Linked DNA regions of Homo sapiens: region 2 is linked to region 1. A link is an interaction called in ENCODE POLR2A ChIA-PET data of the cell type or tissue named here. Cell type or tissue: PC-3. All regions are shown on one strand. Each heading gives the region's core, and the rest is flanking DNA. Links, peaks and the distances in the headings are about the cores only. Region 1 overlaps TMEM161B-DT (TMEM161B divergent transcript). Region 2 has its middle 22 kb from the start of LINC02060.

The links. Peaks named below come from ENCODE experiments on the same cell type or tissue, not always from the same donor. Only the 100,000 strongest peaks of a DNase experiment are listed, where the experiment ranks them.
Region 2: POLR2A ChIA-PET joins it to region 1 with 5 read pairs; 2 of 35 experiments call an interaction of 5 or more read pairs at or near these places.

What each region holds. Positions count from the first base shown.
Region 1 is chr5:88,321,822-88,324,643 of GRCh38, forward strand. All of the region lies in intron 2 of TMEM161B-DT (TMEM161B divergent transcript), which reads left to right. Among named protein-coding and RNA genes, the nearest start is that of TMEM161B-DT, 54 kb to the left of the region's middle. In PC-3, for the core only: no CTCF peak of the experiment used is centred there; no DNase peak of the experiment used is centred there.
Region 2 is chr5:88,459,743-88,462,564 of GRCh38, forward strand. No RefSeq gene overlaps it. Among named protein-coding and RNA genes, the nearest start is that of LINC02060, 22 kb to the left of the region's middle. In PC-3, for the core only: no CTCF peak of the experiment used is centred there; no DNase peak of the experiment used is centred there; H3K27ac peaks cover 1,410 bases.

The sequences.
Region 1 (2,822 bases), core at 6-2,505:
CCTTGTGTATAAAATGGGAATAATAAGAATATCTTTCTCATAGGGTTGTGCCAAGGAATAAATAATGTAAAATGAATAAAATAATGTAACATAAGTAAAATATTTCCAGTTTGTGATAAACAGCACAGCATTTAAGTTTGCTGATAAAGGCTTGTCTACCTTATTTTCTCCTATCGTATGTGCACCTTTTGTTTTTGTTTGTTTTTTTGAGACAGGGTCTCGCTCTGTCACCCAGGCTGGAGTGCAGTGGCACATTCTTGGCTCACTGCAACCTCCGCCACCCTGGCTCAAGCCATCCTTCCACCTCAGCTTCACAAGTAGCTGGGACCACAGGTGCCCACCACCACACCCAGCTAATTTTTTGTATTTTTGGTAGAGATGGAGTTTCACCGTGTTGCCCAGGCTGGTCTTGAACTCCTGAGCTCAAACGATCAACCCACCTCAGCCTCCCAAAGCTCTGGGATTATAGGCATTACCACTGCACCCAGCCTATATGTGCCTTTAACTCCATTGTAGAATGCATATTGTGTAGAGTGTATTCTATTTTTTATTATCACATCATGTGAAAAGTTCAGGACTAATTTTAACAAAATTTGACGTTATGTTTATTATGGTCTGACTGAAACTAAAGATTCCAAAATGCAAATAATCCCTCAGGGCAGCTGAAACTAAAGCACAACATGTATGACTACTCTTAGAAGAGGCGTGCCATAAGCAACAAGACACAATGGAAGGGAATAAACAAGCAGTGGTTTCTGAGGGTCAGGGACTCCAAGTGGCAGTTAATTTGAATTGACTGCTTCCCACTTGGGTAACTCTAGGTATATACTCCAGAGGAATTAGTAGCAGGAAATTCATTCTTTTTTAATATAAATTTCTTTTGATAACAATGTATTCGTTATGAGGACATGAGCATGGGAAAGAAAAGCTAAGATGTTAAACAGATGAAAATATTTACATAACTTCAAATAGTTGCAAATACAAAGCCAAGGAGAAGTAGATTGAATTACATTTTCTAAAGAAACTGTCGGACCCAGCCACTGAGCTTTCTCATCATTCTCCATGGTCCCCAAACCTCTGCACCCTCCTGTTCCATCCTCTCCCCCAACCTGGATAAGCAATGTAAAAGCAATTTCAGTGTTTAAGTTGAACTGTGGTTAGTGTAGCTGAGTCACAGAATAAACTGGAAAGAGCCATTCAAGGAAAAAGAAAAACACGTACTATAATTGAAGACAAACATCACTCAGTCTATAACGCATTTTCAGGAATTCATGTATGTGTTTTTATATATAAGATATATAAATATAATATGCATAAATATAGTCACTGGGCAATCAGCAGAAAGTATTTAAGGTAACTTATATGCATTGCCAAAATCTGCGATATATCATATTTTATTTAGTGCATCCAAATACCCCAATTATTACTAAATGGAAGCAAGCTGATAAGCTGCAAGCTATCTCTAGAAAATTGGGCATGAGACTATGTTAGAAATCTTCCAGGAATAGAAGTAAACAGAAAACAACTAAGATTAGTTGCTTGCATATTTTTAGTTAATATTAAATTAAAAATGTACCGGCTGGGCACGGTGGCTCACGCCTGTAATCCCAGCACTTTGGGAGGCCGAGGCGGGCGGATCACGAGGTCAGGAGATCGAGACCATCTTGGCTAACACGGTGAAACCCCGTCTCTACTAAAAATACAAAAAATTAGCCGGGCGCGGTGGCGGGCGCCTGTAGTCCCAGCTACTCGGGAGGCTGAGGCAGGAGAATGGCGTGAACCTGGGAGGCGGAGCTTGCAGTGAGCCGAGATTGTGCCGCTGCAATCCGGCCTGGGCTAAAGAGCGGGACTCCGTCTCAAAAAAAAAAAAAAATGTACCATGTGGTTTTCAAACCTTTGATTTAAGATAATAAACAAAATTTTTGTTTTAAATGTGAAGAGTACCTCCTCCGAAGAATTCCTAAAATAAAACAGAATGCTTAATTACATAAATAACTGTGATAAAGCTGTGTTTCATTGTTATATTTGTCTGGCAATAAATGAGGGATTTCAGTCTTTCATTTGACATCTTTTAGAAGTACTAAATTTACCAAATAAAGTAATCAATCATTTTTATTTTCTTATATACTTTCAGAAAGTAAACAAACTGGTGGTTTTATTAACATTTATTAACCTTATTGTCATGTTACAGATTTAATATTAAATATATTGCTTATGTGTTGTGAAGATTTGAAAAATATATTCTAAATGGAAAGAAATAGGCTATTTCTTGAAAAACAGAAGAAATACAAAACTAAAAAATATAAATGTTCAGTTCTACTAGGATTTTAATATATACCCCAAAAAGCATGTGGTGGAAACTTAGTACCTGATGCAACAGTGTTGGGAGATGGGACCTAATGGGAGGTGTTATGGGAGGTGTGGGACTCTGTCATAGCAGCACAAAACAAACTGAGACAACTTGCCATAAAATGTAAGCATTTTTTTTCAGAGAGGGAGAGAAAACAAAACAAAACAGAACAAAACATTTTTCTCCTTCAATCAGAGTTTTAAAAAAAAATTAGTGGCCGGGTGTGGTGGTTCACGCCTGTAATCCCAGCACTTTGGGAGTCCGAGGCGGGTGGATCACGAGGTCAGGAGATTGAGACCATCCTGGCCAACATGGTGAAACCCTGTCTCTACTAAAAATACAAAAATTAGCTGGTCATGGTGGTGCGTGCTTGTAATCCCTACTTGGGAGGCTGAGGCAGGAGAAACGCTTGAACCCGGGAGGTGGAGGCTGCAGTGAGCTGAGATTGCACCACTGCACTCCAACCTGGCGA
Region 2 (2,822 bases), core at 287-2,786, 140 kb after region 1:
AGTGACTTTGTTCTCAAGCTCCTGGTTATGAGTTTATACTTAAAATATTCTCAGGTTTGATTATGATTGCTCAACCTACTTGAAGAAATTCATCATCTGATTATAATTACTTAGTTTTTCCCCAAGTATTGGGGTTTAAATGCCTCCCATTACTACTAAACATATACTGATCAAAATTGCTTTGTGATTATCAGGTATATAACGGTATTTTTACAGAACATATATAAAACCACTATCTTCATTTTAAAGCATACTTTGTAAAGTATTTTACAAAGGCAAAAGCACTTTTAACTTATTTTGCAAACGGAGAAGAAAAGATCATTTCTGTTAACCTTTATCTTTACTCAATATTAAATCACCTGACACATTTGTCATTTCCCCCACATTTGGCATTTTCTGCACATTGTTAATGCTGATTCTATCTGGTCATCTGCCAAAGGGAAATCAGGTGTCAACAGTCACTTTTGTGTTTGCGTCCCTACAGGAAATGAAGACATATTCTTTTGGTTTCAAAAAATCCATAAAAAGTGACAAATTCTTATAGCATATTTAAAACACATATTTTTAGGATGCTGAACTTACAAGTGTAATTTTTCCATAGTTGCGTAAGCCAGAGAATAAAGACAGATCTGGAGCCCAAGAATACTTCCTTCAAATATTAGGGTTTTAAAATTCAAATCATTATACATACAGTGTTGGAAAACATGGCCTAAACTTCTTGCCTTTTTTGTAACAGGTAATTTTAGAAGACAATAAAAAAGTAATTCAAATGGTACTGAAAATTTTAAAAATGATACTAAAAGTAAAAATTACTTGATAGAGAAATAATCTATTCAAATAGTCCTAAGCGAATCGGTTTGAATTACCTAATGGTACAAATGGAGATGTATGTTTCTTAGGGGGCCAGTACTGTGAGTCAAGAGCCATGCCAGTTCCACCCTCAATCAATACTGTGACTTTGGTCAAAACCCAGGACCTCTCACGGCTAAGGTACCTTAGCCACACTTTACACAGCGATTTTCATCAGTGTATGATTAATGGTAAAGGAAAGAATATTTAAGCCCATAATAATGAAGGATTGGACCTGATAATCTATCAGGTACATTTTAGCCTGAAATTTATTTGTACACACGCACAAACACAGACATGTGCACACACACATACACATATATATATAACATTTATAAATTTTAAAACATAAAGCTATACTAGAAATGAAAGCTTATATATTGAACTGCCCCACCTTTCTATTTGCAGCCAGCTACCACCCCAGTCTAATGTTTCACTTTATATAAATTCATTTATTCTTTTACTCATTTCAAATATATGATGATGTAACTATAAAATCAACATTTAGTCACTCTGAATAACCCAAAATAGCAAATAATTTAAAAATCACTTCCACTTGACTTTAGAATCTATTACATGCATTGTTTTTCCAGAAAATTTACCTCATAATTATGTTGTGTGAGAGTGAAATGAGTTTCAATTCCAAATTCACACATTGAATTCTGACTGCCGCTTGATGAGAAGCATCCCTGGGTTAACATTTGCCATGTTGCCATGGATAATTAGGACTGATTGCATGTGTTTTTAACTCTAAATTTGGTATCATCTCTTATGAGCCCAGGTTACCATTTACTGATTTATATCCTTTTTTTGGACTTTGTCAGGATCTCATCTTTTCCTTTTACAATTTTTTTAGAATGTGTGTATTCTGCAGGAGGCTTTTCATTTCCATACTCCATATAAGCATTATCTCCTCTGTTTCAGTGAGAGTTACCTAACTTAATAAAAAAGTAGAAAATCCTTTAAATAGAGTGCTCTCACTGAAGTTTACTGTATTTACAAGATGTTATTATACAAGAATAATTCTTAACTGCATCCCACCCCACTAAACCTTCATTGTAAACTGAACTCAATTCAGGTCCACCCAGGTGAAGTCCGCTCTTCTTGCCTAGTGACTTTCTCACTTCCCGGGTCATCTTTCACCATCAGAACTTTGAACAACTCTCACTCTATTCACTCTGCATGTAGGTGCCTTTGTCAGCCTATTTTACTCTATCCCTGGATTTTTTTGTTTTTAATTTTAGAGTTCCTCTCGGCCAACAACCCCAGAAAGTTTGCTTTGTGTATAATAATACTTCAAAGACCCACTTCCCAGAGGTATACTGTATTTTGACTACTGAAATACTATCATCTGGATTTATTAGCCTCTTTATAAGCTGAAACATTAATAATTGATTATGTCACAAAGGTTCAGCCTAATGTTACTTTTAGTATAGTGTTATTAATTGCTACATTTCTAAATATAATTTTTAAAAATATCTGGGGCTTCATTTATGTATTCATTCAACAAATATTAATGACTGCTTGTTACAGACCACCACTGTTCTAGCTGCTATGGGAACAGTAGTTAACATAGCAGATCAAATGCCTGTTCTCCTGGATAATATTTTCTACTCGAGCGAGTTGAACAACAAACAAAAAGGGAAAATATCAGATAGTGATATGAGCTACGAAGGAAGAAAAACAACAGGGTAATGGATAGAATGTGTGCAGGTTAAGATTTAGATTAAGTGGTCAGGAAAGACATCAGAAGAGGTGACATTTAAGCTGACTTCCAAATGACCAAAAAAAAAAGCAAAACAAATGACCAAATGTAAGATCTGGGGCATTAGAGCAGATGCTAAGGCTGTAAGGAGGTGTAAACTTGGCTTGTAAATGGGCAGACTCTCTGGTTGGGATGCAGTGAGTAAGGGGAAGAGTGGGATGAAATGTGGTAGAGGAGGGAAGCAGGGTCCCAACCACATAGGGCATTG